2 separate regions of the Homo sapiens genome follow, and region 1 is linked to region 2. A link is a loop called in an ENCODE intact Hi-C map of the cell type or tissue named here. Cell type or tissue: dorsolateral prefrontal cortex. All regions are shown on one strand. Each heading gives the region's core, and the rest is flanking DNA. Links, peaks and the distances in the headings are about the cores only. Region 1 overlaps TMEM150C (transmembrane protein 150C). Region 2 holds the start of LOC105377310 (a long non-coding RNA gene).

Region 1 (4,392 bases), core at 243-4,242, 47 kb before region 2:
TCTTTCTTTTTTTTTTTTTGAGATGGGGTCTCGCTCTGTCATCCAGGCTGGAGTGGAGTTGCTTGATCTCGGCTCACTTCAAGCTCCACCTCCCGGGTTCAAGCAATTCTCCTGCCTCAGTCTCCCCAGTAGCTGGGATTACAGGTGCCTACCAATATGCCTGCCTAATTTTTGTAGTTTTAGTAGAGATGGAGTTTCACCATGTTGGCCAGGCTGGTCTCGAACTCCTGACCTCAGATGATCCGCCCGCCTCAGCCTCCCAAAGTGCTGGGATTACAGACATGAGCTACCATGCCCAGCCTGGTCACTACTTTCTGAGAATATTTTTTAGTCTCTGTAAGGAGAGGTAGGAAACATGTCAGTCCTCTTAGCAGTGAGCTTGCAAGTTGTTGTTAGAATATGTTATTGCTCTACGTGCTTCATTTTCTTGGTTAACTATGGAGCCACTTTGTCTGATGACTGTATAGTCAGTTTTCCAGAGAAACAGAACCAATAGGATATATAGAGATATAGAAGAGGAGATTTATTATGAGAATTGGCTTAGGCAATTATGGAGGCCAGAAGTCCCATGATCTGCCATCTGCAAGATGGAGACCCTGTAAAGCTGGTGTTACAATCCAGTCCAAGTCTGGAGGCCTGAGAGCAAGGGGAGCCGATGGTGTAACTCTCAGTCCGAAGCTGAAGGCTTCAGAGCCTGGGAGGGGTGCAGGTATGTGTCTGGAATCCCAAGGCTGAGACTGGAGTTCTGATGTCCAAGGGCAGTAGAAGATGGGTGTTCCAGCGCAAGAAAAGAGAGAATTCATTCCTCCTCTGCCTTTTTGCTCTATCAGGGCCCTCAATGGATTGGGTGATGCCTTCCCACATTGGTAAGGGTGAGTTTTCTTTACTTAGTCTACTGATTCAAATGCTGATTTCTTACAGAAACATCCTGACAAGCACACTCAGGAATAATGTTTTACCAGATACCTGGGCATTCTTTAGCCTAATCAAGTTGACACCTAAAATTAACCATTACAGTGATCTTCCTGATTTTGCTCCTATTTCTGAGGACACACTCTTATTCATATCCTGTAACCTTATAAGTGCTTAAAATAAACATGAAATGACATCATTGGTGGGAAATGAGAGAGGATTTAAGGAAGCTAGGGAAGGCTGATAATTTACAAGGTCTGTTCCAGGTCGGTTTTTGTACAGGGTACTGTATGAAGTGAGAAACTACATTGGGTCACCTTTCACGAGGTGTGTGGAGCACCAACAGGCTTTGGAAGGACAGGCATCAGGCAGTTAACTGCATTTTACAAGTCCCTGGTCTCACTGTTTTTCATTCTGGTCGTGTAGTGGTCCTAAGCGTTCTGGGGAGTTCGGGTTCTGAGTTGTTGATTAGTTCTTCTGGCCATAGGAAGGATGCAGGATGATGTACAACCTTCCCCACATCAGTCTGAACTCCAACAAGAAACCTATGATCTGGTATATTTCACATGTGTTTTGTCCTTCCAAAGAAGTCATCAGCGTAAAGTAATTTCTAAGAGACTATTTGAAGGATTTGTTCCTTTTGCTTCACCAAGAGGACATTAAAAGCATATTCTACATTCTCTGTCAGGTTTCTGACTGAGTTCCTAAGCAGTCATCTTTCAGCTGGAATAGATCTGCAGTTTTACCTTCTTTTTCTGGACCACAAATGGGATGGGCATCAGTGGTACTGAGACAACCATTTATAACAATAATAGCTTCCAATTATTGAATGCTTGCCATGTGCTTATCAAATAGTCTTATGTATGTTAACTCCCTTAATCTTCACCACAGCCCTAGGAAATAGGTACTATTATGATCCCCATTTTATAGATGAGAAAACTGAGGCTTAAAGAAGTTTAAGCAGTGTGTACAGTATCACCCAGCTACTAAGTGGCAGAGCCTGGATTTGAAACCAGAGAATCTGGATCCAGGCTATGTGCTCATGGTTCCTGCTCTGTTCTGAGTTCCCATTAGAATGGAGCATGGAAGAATTATCATTTTGACTATCACCCTGGTATAACACATCCACTGAGCAGCTGCCAGCTTGTTTGAGGAGGAGGTTCGAGTTTAGTGTTTGGGGCTTGATGGTCAAATGCATCTGCCTGGCATTTCTTAGTCTTCGTGTTCTACCATTAGCCACATAAGATTCAACCTGAATTTGCTTCTCGGGTCCCCATCTCTTGAACTTTCTGGGCCTGTCTGTCCTCTGGGGATCTGAGTGGTGCATTTCTTGTTGTGCTCTGGTTTGCTTCATGTTTGGTTGTTTCTCTTCACTGAACCAGGCCTGAGGTGTTGATGTCAGAGCCTAGCAAGGAGAGCCAGCATTGTGAATTGTGAAGGCTCACTGTTTGTTTTGGCACTTGGAGCTGTGACTATGGGCCAGAAAGAGGGTTGCTGTGATGCTATTTCAAAGCTGTAGACCAGGGGCTTCCAGGCACAAGGATCTCATTTTCAGTTAGCTTGTGGTCAGGCTGCCGTACAGATTTGGTTTTTTGGTTTGTTTGTTTTTGCCTTAGGGATAGGAAGGCACGTGAAATCACTGCCTATGGCTGAAGGACTAGAAGAGATTCTTTTTTTTTTTTTTTTGAGATAGAGTCTCACTCTGTCGCCCAGGCAGAAATGCAGTGGCACGATCTCAGCTCGCTGCAACCTCTGCCTCCTGGGTTCAAGCGATTCTCCTGCCTCAGCCTCCCAAGTAGCTGGGATTATAGGCGCGTGCCACCATGCCCGGCTAATTTTTTTATTTTTAGTAGAGACGGGGTTTCACCATGTTAGCCAGGCTGGTCTCCATCTCCTGACCTCGTAATCTGCCCACCTCGGCCTCCCAAAGTGCTGGGATTACAAGCGTGAGCCACCGCGCCCGGCCAAGAGATTTCTTTAGAACTGCTGAGTCAGTCATATTGGGAGTAATCACCTCACTGTCATCTATAAAATGAAATTAGTCATGTTACCCAGCCATTCCTATACTTCTCAGGGTGCTGTGCTGAATAAAATACAGTGAAATCTTTAAGGAAAACTTATGTGCGCATATTTATAAAACCTTTCTAAAAATTGTATATGTCAAAGGTGGGCCACTGCTAAGTGAGGAACCCATTCCCTGGCCTTAATTCCTCCCTGTGCTGAGGGGAACCACCTAGTCACTTGGAACTCTTGGGTATCAGTGGATTCACCAGAGTAAGGTTCTGTTAAGTTAGTGTCACCTCAGAATCGTTCTGTTAAGTTAGTGTCACCTCAGAATCAATGTACCTCTCTAGTAGCTAATGGACAGAGTGATTTTGTCATTTTTATAGAGAATAGGGTGAAACATCAGGTGAGGTGTTTGGGCTTCAATTAACAGAGTATCTGAATGTATTAGCTAGAGTGAAAGGTTCAGCTGCTATAACAACAATAAGGCAACAATAATGTGGCTTAAAAATGAATTTTTTTTTCACATAACAGTCCATGGTGGCTATTTCATATCAGTGAGGGGCGAAGGGGCTCATGATAACCAGGCCATCTGCAGCATAGCTCCTGTCTTCCGGTCATCGTGTCCCGGTTCATAGGAAATGAGTATGTGCCAGGCAGGCTTACATTCCATTGGCAAGAATTAATTCATGTGGCTACTTCACAGTGCAGAGGAAGATGGGGAGAGTCATGTAGCTGGGCAGCCATGTGCCTAGCTATTCCTCTGACACAGTGGAAGAAGAGAAGAATGGATGTTCATAGTCAGCTGGCTGTCTTTGCTGGAGTCAGTGCCTCTGACCACCAAGAATCAGTGAATGCCCCAATTTCTACACATAGAACACACTTGCTTCATCCCAAGGGAGACAAACCAAAGCCCCATCCAGTAAATGCACTGCCTGAAAATCCATGGTCGCTGGGTAACGTATGAATTATTTCCATTACGTTCCAACATGGTTCCTGATGGTCTTGCAACCTGTGAGCTAAAAGGCAAGTTATCTCCCGACTTCTGCACTCATACTCACATTCAATATACCACGGTAGAACAGGGAGCAGAAAAACACAATTAAAACTCCTATTGGAAAAAGAGGAGGAGGAAATGCACACAGCAGCCCCTGGTCCACAGCAAGGCTGGGATCCTGCAGCAGGCAATGGGAAGGCCCCTTGCCCCGGCAGAAGAGGAGCTTGCCTGACTAGACTCTGGTTCTGCTCTTCAGGAGAGCCCTTGCTCATGCTCTTGGTGTCCCTTGGTCTTGCCCTTGGGGAAGGGGCTTCTCTGTGTTCAGTTTCCTCCTTCGCCAAATCTGAAGTGGGTGCTGGGGTTATCCCCCGCCTTGGTGGCTGTTCAGCTTTTGCAGCCCACTGCCTGCTGGTGCAAATTTGGAAGTTTGAGAGTGCAACAGTCATATTACTGGCTTGGCTATGGTCCCTTTGCTAATG
Region 2 (4,392 bases), core at 265-4,264:
TTTGAGACCAGCCTGGGCAACATGGCAAAACCCCCTCTCTATTAAAATACAAAAAAAATTAGCTGGGTATGGTGGTGCCCACCTGTAGTCCCAGCTGCTTGGGAAGCTGAGGCAGGAGGATCGCTTGAGCCTGGGAGGTCAAGGTTGCAGTGAGCCAAGATTGTGCCACTGCACTCCAGCCTGGGTGAAAAAGTGAGACCCTGTCTCAAAAAATAAATAAATAAATAAAATAAGAAGCTGAGCTGACTCTGTAGGTCATACTCAGATTTTAAAATTTAACTCATCAAAAACTCTCCTCACAGACCAGGCACGGTGGCTCATGCCTGTAATCCCAGCACTTTGAAAGGCTGAGGTGGGTGGATCACTTGAGGTCACGAGTTCAAGACCAGCCTGGCCAACATGGTGAAACCTTATCTCTACTAAAAATATAAAAATTAGCCAGGCATGGTGGTGCACGCTTGTAATCCCAACTACGTGGGAGGCTGAGGCAGGAGAATTGCTTCAGGTGGAGGTTGTGGTGAGCCGAGGTCGTGCCACTGTGCTCCAGCCTGGGCGACAGAGCGAGACTCCATCACAACAACAACAACAACAACAACAGCAGCAGCAGCAGCAACAAGAACAACTCCACCCACAAATGCTATCTGGGTCAGAATAAAGAAAAGATGTAAGGTATTCAATGAATATTTCTGTATAAAGCAGAACTAAGAGATTTATTTACCAGTCAATATTAGAATAACATCTAAGATGACCAGATTTTTGTAAACTATATTTAGATTTGTAGCCAGAGATAATTAAGAGCACTGGGGGGAAAGGGCTTAGACTAAACACAGCAACAAGTGGATTCAGTGACTAGAAGTACTCCAGATAGAGACCAGCTGGTGATTTGCTTTTTGCATTGTCCTAGGAGAGAGCTTTCTCAAAATACATTTGACTTCCTTATCGTATCCATAAGCATTATCATTACTTGCCCTTGGAAGGCTTTAAGCAGTACCCTTTTCTAGTATAAAGCCTGAAAGCACTATGCTTATTATCAGCAGTCTTTTTCTATTGTGGCATTTTATTTTGTAGGAATAACTACTGGAGCTTCAAGCACAGGCTGCTAGGAATGGGAAGAAAACGAATTTGAGAGGCACTGTGCAAAAGACAACAGGTGTGACTTGCTGCCTGTGGAGGAGGGTGAAGGGGAAGAAAGCGTCAAAGACATTCTGAAGGTTCAAGCCTGTATGACTGGGAAGATGGGGACACTTGCAAAATGTAGGAAGATAAGAGATGCCACCACTTGGAAGGAGACGGGGGAATGATGAGACAATCTCGATGTTCCTAACTGCATACCCCAGCAGAGGCCTTTTAAAAGCCTCGCTGTGCTGAAACGGATGAAAAATCCTGTCCACTGCTTAGTACTATTTGATTCACGTTGGCTGCCAAACAGATTATCACAAAATGTAGTGGCATAAAGCCACCATTTATTATACTCACAGATTCTGTGGGTCAGGAATTCAGACAGGGCACAGCAGGGACAGCTTTTCTCTGAAGTCTGGGGTCTCTACTAGAGAGCTTGAAGGCTGGACGCTGGAAGCATCTGAAGACCAGCCTATTCTTGTGTCTGGAGGTCAAGGCTGGCTGTCAGCTTGAGGCCTTAGTTTTTCTCCATATGGGTGAATCTGGGCTTCTCACAGTGTGGTAGCTGACTTCCCCAGAGCAATTGTCTAACCCCAGCTCTTGAAAAAAGTGAGTCAGCTAGAAGCTGTATCATAACCTAGCTTAGAAAGTTACAAACCATGGCCTCTGTTGTCCTTGTTTGGTTGGAGCAGTCGTAAGTCCCACCCAGTCTCATAGAATGGAACATAGGCCCCACCTCTTGGTGAGAGGACTGCAAAAGTCACATTGTAAGAAAAGCATGTAGGGGTGACATCCATGAACAGGGAAGAATAAGGAACATCAAAAGTCCCTCCAAAAAAGCAATAAATAAACTGGCAAAAACTGCCAGAATCAACTTTTTTAGAATTCTAGAACCTAAGCAAAAGCTTACAGCAACCAGGAGGACTTAATCAAGAAAGACTAACTACTTTTGCAAAAATTATGAGTGAGGGAAATCTAACATAACTGACTCCATCTTCCTTCTAACCTCACAAGCTGTCTTTGCTCATTCCAGGCTAACTATAGGAGGAATTTTGTATTTACTTTTATTTTTATTTTTTGAGACAGGGTTTCACTCTGTCACCCAGGCTGGAGTGCAGTGACACACTCATGGCTCACTGCAGCTTCGACCTCCCAACCTCAAGCAATCCTACTGTCTCAGCCTCCTGAGTAGCTGGGACTACAGGCACATAACCACCATGCCCAGCTAATTTTTGTTTTGTTTTCTTTTGTTTTGATAGATGGGGTTTCATCATATTACCCAGGCTGGTCTTGAACTCCTGGTCTTGAGTGATCCTCCCACCTTGGCCTCCCAAAGTGCTGGGATTACAGGTGTGAGCCACCGTGCCTGGCCTACGAATTTATAGTTTAATGTTAAAACAAAAATGAAAATAGTTCCTTCTCATAACTAACCCCCTCCTTGCTCAGGACCAAAACTGCTTTTGTAAAACTAACCAAAGGCCTCAAGCTTAGAAATGTGATAGGGCCCTGAATTCTGCTAAGATGTAGGCACAAACTCTAATCAGCCATTGTTTCTTCTGCTAAGATGTAGGCAGAGTTAAACTCTAACCAGTCATTGTTTTATAACTTGACTGTTTAAAACTACTTGGCCCGGCACGGTGGCTCATGCCTATAATCCCAGCACTTTGGGAAGCTGAGGTGGGTGGATCACGAGGTCAGGAGTTCAAAACCAGCCTGGCCAAGATGGTGAAACCCCATCTCTACTAAAAATACAAAAAAATTAGCCGGGTGTGGTTGTGGGTGCCTGTAATCCCAGCTACTCGGGAGGCTGAGGCAGAGAATTGCTTGAACCTGGGAGGTGAAGGTTGCAGTGAGCCGAGATGGCACCACAGCACTCCAGCCTGGGCTATAGAGTGAGACTCCATCTAAAAAAAAAAAAAAAACTCTTTACTACTCAGAAGTCACATAGCCACTGGTCACAAGATTTGTAACTTCCCCCAAATGCCCCTGTGGATAACATCACTGTTATAAAACCTAAGACTGATGTTTGAGATATTTTTCAGATTTGAATTTCGTATGGACCAACTGGCACCACCCATTAAAAAAAGTTGCACCCAGATATCAACTCAGCAAAAGAATAGCAACCCCCTATGATTTCATCCTTGACCCAACCCATCAGCATTACTCATTCCCTAGCCTCCTGCCCACCAAACTATCCTTGAAAAACCCTAGTCCCCGAATTCTCAGGGAGGTGGATTTGAGAATTATTTCCCGTCCATCTGCTTGGTGGGCCCTGTGATAATGAAATTATTTGCTGCAACACTCTTGCTGCTCTTAGTGCATTAGCTTTTCTGGGCAGTGGGCAAGAAGAACCCAGCTGGGCAATTACAAAACTACCTGAATCTCAGCAAAAGCTCAGGAAGCTCTGTGGTGATTTAAGTTACCCTCCTTCTAACTCCCACTCCTGTGCTCAGTGATGATGGCCTTGAAGGTAAGAGCCCAGGTTTCTAGCACAGGTAAGAATGCCAGAGGGAGCAGAATAATGGATCTCATTCACAAAGAATTGTGGTCATTCGTTTTGAGCTGTGCGTTTGTCTGCTTGGGCTGCTGTAACAAAATGCTACAGACTGGGTGGCTTAAACGACAGAAATGTATTCTCTTACAGTTCTGGAAGCTCAAAGTCCAAGATCAAGGTTCTGGCAGATTTGGCTTTTAGTGAAGGCTCCTCCTGGCTTGTAGATGCCACCTTCTCAGTGTGTCCTCACATGGTGGAGAGTTCTCTGGTGTCTCCTCCTCCTTTTATAAGGCCACCAATCCATTGGATTAGGGCCCACCCTTATTAACTCATTTAATCTTCATTGCCTCCCAAAGGCCTTATCTCCAAATATAGTCACATTGGGGCTTAGCTAGGGCCTCAATATATGAATTTGTGGGAACACGATTAAGTCCATAGCAACGTATCTGGTGGCTCCTTAGCTGAATGGGCTTACTATTATCTTGCCTAACTTGGAACTCTGCCAGTTCTGAGGCAGCTACCAGGGTCCTTTGATGAAAAGTTAAAGGCAAATGTATTAATCACAACCCTGGAACAATGGAAAACAGCTGGAGCCAACAGCAGTCTAACCAAAACGCTTGACAGAAAAGGCTAGTGATGCTTTGGTGAACAAGGGCTTTGAAAAGCTCTGACATTCTTGGTGTTATGGGTTGAAATATGTATCCCCCCCACCCCAAAGATATGCTGCATCCTAATTCCCAGTACATCAGAGTGCAACCTTATTTGGAAATAGAATCACT

Evidence for each region. Hi-C counts contacts between places; a loop is a spot of excess contacts. Peaks named below come from ENCODE experiments on the same cell type or tissue, not always from the same donor. Only the 100,000 strongest peaks of a DNase experiment are listed, where the experiment ranks them.
Region 1: a loop joins it to region 2, with 2.7 times the contacts of the local background. A loop is called at or near these places in 3 of 110 quality-filtered maps.

The regions. Positions count from the first base shown.
Region 1 is chr4:82,513,943-82,518,334 of GRCh38, reverse strand. All of the region lies in intron 1 of TMEM150C (transmembrane protein 150C), which reads left to right. Among named protein-coding and RNA genes, the nearest start is that of TMEM150C, 46 kb to the left of the region's middle. In dorsolateral prefrontal cortex, for the core only: CTCF peaks have their summits at 2,106 and 2,369; a DNase peak (open chromatin) is centred at 2,344; H3K4me3 peaks cover 832 bases; H3K27ac peaks cover 3,719 bases.
Region 2 is chr4:82,467,402-82,471,793 of GRCh38, reverse strand. It overlaps LOC105377310 (a long non-coding RNA gene), which reads right to left and starts at 2,789. Exons shown (of 3, transcript XR_007058164.1): 1 at 1,477-2,789. In dorsolateral prefrontal cortex, for the core only: a CTCF peak has its summit at 1,838; no DNase peak of the experiment used is centred there; H3K27ac peaks cover 868 bases.